Regions from separate parts of the Homo sapiens genome. Here region 1 is linked to region 2. The links are chromatin contacts, found by Hi-C or POLR2A ChIA-PET in ENCODE. All regions are on one chromosome and are shown on one strand. The core of a region is the stretch at or near the end of the contact, and the rest is flanking DNA. Distances in the headings are between cores, read along the strand shown.

Region 1 (4,366 bases), core at 1,768-4,267, 150 kb after region 2:
GAACAATCCTTAGACTGCTACTTTTGGATTTCTGGGTAAGTGAAGAGGTATTTTTACGTAAAAAGAAAGGCCCTTAGGTCAGAGTCGCTCTTAGTTGGCTTTTCTGTTACTCATAAAGTCTTAATTGTTGCTGTTCGTGTGCTCTTCAGTTACATCCTGATTTTCAATGAACACGCTTGGAAAGTTGTGAAAAGCATAACTACGAACTATTGGCTAATACGGCTTAGGCTTAGGTACTCCCAATTAAGAGGAAACAGATTCTTGAAGAGGTGCAGTTCAAAAATCCAAACACTTTAGTAAGTTCAAAGCCAGATGGCGCTTCGCACATACCTCGACTGCAGTTGTAGCATGATTCTCTCCCCAGTCCTGTAGTCCTATGCTGTAAGTCAGGGTTCCTGTTTACTCTTGTATTCATTATCTGAAACCTATTTATTGAATGCATAGTAAGTTCTAGATATTGTTCCAGATATGCCTGATAAAAAGATTGTAAACTCTAGAGTTGTTCCTATCCACTGTGAATGATACATTTGTAAAAGTACAATATGTATATGCAATTACAAATATGACCAATGTCAAGACAAATGGCCCTATAAAGATGTAACATTTTAATGATGGCTCACTGTGTTCCCTCTGAAAGTTTTAGCTTCATTGTTAGTAGATATTATCATTATTCTCATTAGTCAGATGAAGCAAACCAAAACCTATTGAAGCCAAACACTTTGCAGGAGGTTAAAACAGCTAGAATCTGTGGAAGCTGGAGTTGAAACACACAGCAGTGAGCTTTGATAACGCCTAGTTGCTAAACCTAATCACACTAAGGCAATTCGGGACTTAGATAATTCCCTCCCCCTTCCCTTCTCTTCCCTTCCCTCCCCTCCTCTCCCCTCCCCTCTCCTCCCTTCCCCTTCCTTCCCTTCCCTTCCCTTTTTTTTCTTTCCTTCCTTCCTTCCTTCCTTCCTTCCTCCCTCCCTCCCTTCCTTCCTTGCATTTAGCATATAGCATATGTATACCAACTGAATGAATGAATTTTATACTCCGATTCGGTTAAAATCATTCCCTTAAGAATGGAAATGATTTGTAGACTAGTGTAAAATATTCAAGACTCGTGGCTTAAAGCTGTGTTTCATGCTTCTCCAAGGATGTACTCACCAATGGACAAATTCATGATAGAGTATATTAGTTCTAAAAAAAAATTTAGATTATGAGTTCTTTTTACTATTATACTTATGACTATATTTCAAGTCACCTTCTCCAGTGCTAACCTCAGTTGTAATTTATGTCTTTGCCATTGACAATGTGGCTGGACAAGCCAACATTAAAGTGCACATTTGGAAGCACAAAGCTGATTAGAGATGTACCGTACATGAAAGCCCATGACATATTTAAGTCTCTTGCCCTGTAAGAAGGTACAGTAGATGAAATGACTTTTACAGAGTATCACTAAACCAAATCACATCATTTTATAGTTTCTCGGTTTCCTCATTCAGGTTCCAAAAGAAATTAAGCACCAGTGTCCTAGGCATTAATTCAGGGGTCTAAATCAATTGGAGGGCTTGGTTACATACTTCTTGCCCCCCCGTTTCTGATTCAGGAAGTTTGTGGTGGAACCTAAGCATCTGCATTTTCATTAAGTTCCAGGTGATGTCATGCTGCTGGGTACTGGGCTATACCTCGAGAACCATCACTGTAAGGCACACATTGCATGGGAAGAATTAACTTCTATGCATTTGGTACTAAATTTATGTATAATACTTGGGAGAACTGGGAAAATAGTCACGCAAGTCATTTTCTGTGTGTTGTGGTTCAGGCAAGATATCCTGATTCTGAAAGGTTTCATGACTAGACAAGGACTTCCTTCTGTTCTCCGGATTTAGATATCCAACTATCTCTCCAGCATGGCTATTTGAGTTTATAAAAGACTTCTCAAAAACAATATGTGCAAATGTTCCAGTACATCTCATATATATTTTGTTCATTTGCTCAGGCCCCAAACCTTGAAGTTAAACTTAATTTTGTTCTTTCTCTCAACTCCATGTTAAATTGATGAGCACATCCTGTCAAATACCTGAATCTGCCTACTTCTCTTAATTGATCTCTCTGCTTTGACCCAGTAGTCTATTATATTCTGCTGTCCAAAATCCCCCATGGCTTTCATGCCATCTCACTCAGAAGAAAATGCCACATCTTGACTGTGACTCACAGGGGCTCCTCTCCTGGTTTGTCCCTCTCCAGCCTGCTGACTTGCTTTCTGTTCCTTGAACACCCCACCATGCTCCTGCCTTGGGAGTCTGTGTACTTCCTGGAATGCACTTCCCCTGCCTCTCATTCTAGCTCCCTCCCTCTGCATATCTCCCTAGCTTACTCCCTCACAGCCTTCACATCACTATGCCAATAACGTTTCCTGACCTGACTATATAAAACACCAAAGTCCTTGCATGTCTTTCCCTTACCCCTAACGCCACCTATTTTATTTTTTATTTTTATAAAGAAAGGGTCTTACTATGTTGTCAAGGTTGGTCTGGAACTCCTGGCCTCAAGTGACCCTCCTGCCTTGGCCTCCCAAAGTGCTGGGATTATAGGCACGAGCCACCATACAGCATTCTTTTTCAAACTCTGCTTTATTGTTTCTGCATATACCATCACCTGCCATACTATATTTTTATTTGCTTATTATTTGTCTCCTCCCACTAAAATAAACTTTTCCTAGGAGCAGATTTTTTTTTTCCTTTTAACAGCCTTATCTTTAACACCCAGTACTATTCCAGGCATGTAGTAGGTTCTTAATTAATATTTTTAAGTAGATGAATTTTAAAGATTGAAATACCAAAATTCACTGAAGAGAAGACACTAGCTCAAGGACATCACTGGAGTCAGGGCTGGGAAACAGGGGCAGAGGCCACCTTCTTAAAAGCCCAAGATGGCGGTTCTTTCTATTAAAGCCCACACCAGGTTTGGGGCTCCTCTGCCTCCAAGAAAGAAGTGTGACCTCTGCTTGAACTGAGAGAACTTGAGCTTAAAATAACTGTGAGTCACGGCCTTCCCTGAACCTTCTTCCTTCCTGCAAGGCCCGAGGTTGTTCCCATAGCCGTTCCCTGGAGGACATTAGCAATGTGGCATATATTTGAGGGTCCCTGGGAAGACAAGAGCTTGCATTCCTAAGAATGTGAGAGGAGCCCAACCCCAGCGCCTATCCCATGTGATTGGAGGAAGTGGCCTGGCTGATATTTCAAGAAGGAATGGGTCATGGGAGTCATGTCACTGCTCGGGTTTGTCTTCTGCTGACATTGGGACATTGCTGGCAAGAAGCAGGACTTGCATGATTCACACTGTCAGCTGAAGGTCTGAATCCTGCCAAATCACCATCTCCCATCCTAGTGTTGCTTGTCACCTCCAGTCATTTATGCATTCCTTCTTTAATGATTTATTTCACCCTCTCTATCTACGAAACACTATGCTAGATGAATGCTCCTAACAAACTATGAGCAATACTGACATAACACCTGACTTCAAAGGCTTTTAAAAAGATGGGAACAGTCCCACTGATAGGTGACATTTGGAATTTTCACTAATGATGTAGAATAAAAGGGAAGTAGAAGCTGAGGGAAGGACGAGAGGTCCCAGAGACTCCAATCTGACTCTCACACCTCTTGCTTTACAGTTGAGGAAATTGAAGCTCAGGGATTGTTCCTTTTTGTGTCCTTGAAGGGTGAGCTGATGATCAGTCCACAGTGCCTCTGTGCCCTGATGTAAGGATGTATTGTTTGCATAGTTCAACTCAAGAAATAGTGTTTCCTTTGCAGTTCTCAAATTCAATAATGCCTAATTTACAATAATTATCTGCTGCAGACCATCAATGAATGTGAGCATATATGGCAGACAAAAGTTGATGTTTGCAATTTTATAACAGGTATATTTATAGATATCTGTTATAAACAGTGCTATTTATAGACCCTCAGAAGGGCCTAACAATCAAGGCTGGGGGCGGGGCGGGATAGTTCTGCTGAATTTCCTAGTGGCCCCCAGCATCTCAGGATACAGACTATTTCTTCTTCCAATGTCCTGTCCATACATTCTCATGTGCACAGAGATGGAGAGGCTCAGTACAGAAAGCCCATTTCATCAGCGGGTAAGTGAGAGGAGTCCTCCAGTATACACTCATGTTCTCGCTTTCCTCTCTTCCCTACAAACCCTATATATACTGTGTGTCTTTTCTTAAAGAAGGCAATGTGTGAATAAGGAAATCTCAGCCTTCAAAAATGCCAACGGCTTCTGTGACATGCTTTGTTACAGAAGAGCAAAATCCTTCTTTATTTCTTTCCTTTCTTCTCTGAGTTTCTCCAGATGAGAGGTGGGGTCTCACTCCTCT
Region 2 (4,102 bases), core at 880-3,379:
GGCAGGGCAGCAACACCATCGCTGGGTGCCCCTGGCCAGCACTGAGCCTGCGGAAGCTTTGCGGAGAGGCCAATCCACTGATATGGGGGAGGAGGGATTCTTCAGGAGCCATGGCTGAAAGTCTCAATGCAGGGAGTGAATGGAGCATTGATGAGGAATTCCTGTCAGCATGGCTTCCTCTTTCTTGGGTTTCCCTTTCTGTTCCTATGGCGACAGGATGGACTTCCTCTGTGAAGCCCTGGCGGCCTGCAGGCTGTGCTTGTGTGGTGTCTGCATGGGGGCGTGGGAAGGTGTTCGGGTACAATGAGACTCCCCTGTTCATCCAGGCACCATGGATGGGAGTCGGGCAGGAATGTGCACCTGCATGCGGACAGGGCAGGGATTCCGTCGTGGCCGGGTAGATGGCACTGCAGAAAACCCCTGAGTATTTGAGTCAGATTGGGTTTCCCATCCCAACTGTGCTATTTCCAAGCAAGTTCCTTCATCTGTCTCTAAGCTGCTGTAGTCTCCTGCATCAAATCGGTGTGGGCACACCCACCTTCCAGATTGTGTGGTGTTGTAAGGTCACAAGAGGCATATTCTCTCCCTATAGACATCTCTCCCTCCACCACGATGCCCTGAGATGCTTCCCCCGTGGCTCACCTGTTGCTCTCCCTGCTAATTTGTGGGCCATTTGAGGTAGGAGTTGGGGTGGTTCACTGACTCTCCAAGACTTGGTGCAGAGGTGGCTCTCAGAGGTGACTGTTGGAAAAGTCTGTGCATACATGAACCAGAATTAAGTGAACGACAATTTATTTGGCATCGTTTAGTGGCCTGTGACGTTCTAATGCAGCTGCCAGGCCGGCATGATGGTGCCAATGGTGCCAGGTGGTCCTTCCCAGGCCCTTGGTAGCAGCCGCCCCGGGCGGGACCCTGGCTTTCACAGCTGGACTGGCTGCCCAGAGGACTTTTTCAGTAACAGTCAGGGCAAGGTCAGATCTGGCAGCAGCTGACCTTTTCACTTGACCCTTAAGCCTATCTGGACCGCCTGACTGGACGGCCTTCAGTGACTTCTCTGGATTTCACTGACCTTAGGCCACCGGACTTCCCATCCCTGCCAGGCCCACTTTGTCTGGCTGAACTCCCAGCTCAGCCCCACCCTGGCCCACCCTGTCCTGATCTCTTCCTGCCAAGGGCCCACAGTGCTGTTTAAAGATTGGAAAATACGGCATGATTTGCTTGTGGATACTATTTTTGATCTTGTGGATTGAGCACTAAACTTGGAGTTAAAAACCGGGGTTTGAATCCCAGCTCTGTCACTGGCTTGCGAGGTGGCCTTGGACAAGTCACATCTACTTTCTGTTACCTCAGTTTCTTCATCCGGTAAATGGGCAGGTCTAGTCACCTGTATCTACCTCATGAGCTATAGCAGTTAGCTGTGAATGGGATGGTTTTGTACCAGATCTAGTGCTGAATAAACTGCACCAGATTTGCCTCCATCATCTCAGGGTCTCCCTTTAAAAGTTTTTCTTTCTTTGGCCCTAAGTAAATCAGTGATTTTAGTACCAGAATGTATTTTGGAAAGGACAATGGCGTTAGAGTCCAGATGTAGATTCAGAGCTCAGCTTGTTCAGTTTCTCTGTGTATGGCCTAGGGCATTTAATTCCCTGTGCCTCAGCTTCCTTATATATTAGGTAGCATGCATATATCATACTTGTCTTTTACTTTGTTTTGAGAAATAAGGATGCAAGCTGTAGTAATCTCAGCATCTTATAGATGCTTCACACATAGTTTCTATTATTGTTACTATAATTATTATTAGGATATCATATGGTGTGTTGTAATCACTAGAGCTTAAGAATTAAAGGAAACTTTAAAATCTGGAATTCTGAAGCTAGACGAGCCCTTTTCAGGCCCTGTAGCTATTTGTTCTTATTTTACAGAAGGGAAACTGAGGCCAAAAGAACCAGGGGCCACACTGGTAGTTCAACTTAGTGGCGCAAGGGAGCTCTGGAGCCTGTGCTGAGAGTGGATGGGGGTGGGGGGAGAATCGGGGCTTTCAGTGCCGACCTGTGCTGTTCCACAGATGCTGGGAGAGGAACCACACCCTGCTGCTTTTGGCTTCCTCACCTGGCACCGGGATCCGGTGACACAAGGCCTGGCACTGGGCTGGGCCGTCATTGAGTACACAGGCTGCCCACGTGTAAGCCTTGTTCATTCAGCAGGTTGAGAGCAAAGCAGGCTGTTCTCTTCCTATGCCAGGCACAGTTTGCAAAAGGCCTGCAGGGATCCAGCTTCTCTGGCCAAACCAATCCTGCCCCAGGCTGGTGGCTGGCAGGGAGATGTCTCTTCCCCTGAGAAGTTACTGGAGATAACCATTGTCATTTACAGCGTTTTAGGCACAAAAATTGCCACCACCCTCCACCCCTTGTCTCTTTGGGAAATGTTTATTCTTCTCGGACTGTTTCTGGTACCACCACTTCCAGGAAGCATATCCTGATTACTGTAGTCAGAACTGAATAAAGTGAGGGGACTGGGCTGGGCACAGAGCTGGGGAAAAGCATTCCAGCCCGCGGGAGGAACAAGTGCAAAAGACCCAGGAAGGAACGAGAATTCACATCTACGGCCGTATGCTGGGGACTTGCATTTCGTGCTTCCTCACCTATCTTCTCCACTAGGCTTTTGGGTTGAGGGTAGGTGCAAAGGTTCATTCTTAATAATAAGATCGATCATTATTGTTGCCCCCAGTTTTTTGCAGATCTACCATGCTAGGCTCCTCGGTAGATACCGTACTTGCATTATTACAGTTAATTCTCACAAAAACTGAGAAGGTGGGTGTTACTTGTCATGTCTGTCTCCCCAGTGCCTAGTTGGGGAACTCAAGCAGAGTAAATGCTCGGTAAATGTCTTTTACATGCCTGCATGACTAGTGGGACATTTGAATTACTAGGTCCACAGATGCTTCTGTTGGTTTTTATGGAAATCAGCTCCTTTGCCTGGAAAATTCATAATGCCCAGACTGTGAGGGGACATGAGCCATTGCAAGACTGTTCATTCATTTCTGCTCCCATTTCTGACATGTGCTAGAGCCCCACCAGGGACTCCCCATACACATTCTTGAGACCGTGACTGGCAGCCCTCTTTCCCAGAGGAGGGAGCCAAGGCCCAAAGACCTTCAGCAGCCTCCCTGCAGTTACACAGCAAGTCCACAGTGACCAGAGCTGACACTCACCCCCGCCTGTCAGACCTCCCTCCATTCCTCTCGCGTGGTATGCATCCTGAAAGGTCCTCGTTGAAAGACGTAATCCAGACCAGTTGCCTTGACCCTTGCCTAGAAGTTTTGTAAACAAGTTCACAGTGTTCTGAGAAGGAAGCAAGGTCAAAAGAATGACCTACCAAGGCCAGCAAGCCTGCATTTCCTCCCCATCCTTTCTCCCGGCTTCTCTTTTCTTTTGCCCCTCTCCTGCCTGGGATGCAGATTCTCCCCTAGAGAAAGAGCAGGCTCCTGCCCCAAGGATTGGCTGTCCCCTGACACTGGGGAAGCACACGTACAGCGCACCTTGATGGAGCCTAGTGAACTGAGCAACCCTGGTGTGGTTTCCTCCGCCAGCTGCTTGAGTAGGTGGGGTCAGGCCTAAGGAAGGTGAGCACCCAGCCACTGCCTTGCCTTGCCAGCCGTAGGAGCCTACTCAGACTCTCTGAGCATTAGGCTCATTGTCCATGAGAAAAGGAATCATAGTACCTGCCTTGGAAATGGATCTCCTAAACTTTAAAGAGACTATATGTGTAAGTGCCTCGCATGCATTAGGTACATAGATGACATCTGCCGTTTGGTACTTTGTAATTTTCAAGGCCTGATCTTGAACCCAGGTCTCTGTGGCCTCAGGACACTGCTTTGCTCTCTGACCTGGGCTGGTTTTTGTGGTTGTCCTTCTGCAGCATGTGCCGAACCAAATGTGACAAGCAGACCTGGGCCCTCCCCACTAAAATTTCAGCCTCTGAAGGAAAGGAGCACGTAGTGTTGGATACATGAGCTTAGGGGCAGCTGGTATTTGGCAGCATGTGGGATGGTCTTTTCATTTTATTCTCAAATTCACGAAGTATCGGGCCTAGATTCTGGGTG

The links. Hi-C counts contacts between places; a loop is a spot of excess contacts on that map. ChIA-PET counts read pairs that join two places held with the same protein, here RNA polymerase II (POLR2A). Pooled maps may share reads with other maps.
Region 1: a pooled map shows a loop between it and region 2 (3-fold over the local background). The contact joins two enhancer-like sites. A Hi-C loop is called at or near these places in 4 of 50 pooled maps. POLR2A ChIA-PET finds 5 or more read pairs at or near these places in 3 of 52 experiments (CD4-positive, alpha-beta T cell, CD4-positive, alpha-beta memory T cell and activated CD4-positive, alpha-beta T cell).

What each region holds. Positions count from the first base shown.
Region 1 is chr2:12,881,829-12,886,194 of GRCh38, forward strand. No RefSeq gene overlaps it. Among named protein-coding and RNA genes, the nearest start is that of MIR3125, 150 kb to the left of the region's middle. Within about 2 kb of position 3,018, at least 10 of the 41 ENCODE cell types and tissues checked have a DNase peak (open chromatin) inside an H3K27ac peak, as active enhancers do.
Region 2 is chr2:12,731,867-12,735,968 of GRCh38, forward strand. All of the region lies in intron 2 of TRIB2 (tribbles pseudokinase 2), which reads left to right. Among named protein-coding and RNA genes, the nearest start is that of MIR3125, 3.4 kb to the right of the region's middle. Within about 2 kb of position 2,130, at least 17 of the 41 ENCODE cell types and tissues checked have a DNase peak (open chromatin) inside an H3K27ac peak, as active enhancers do.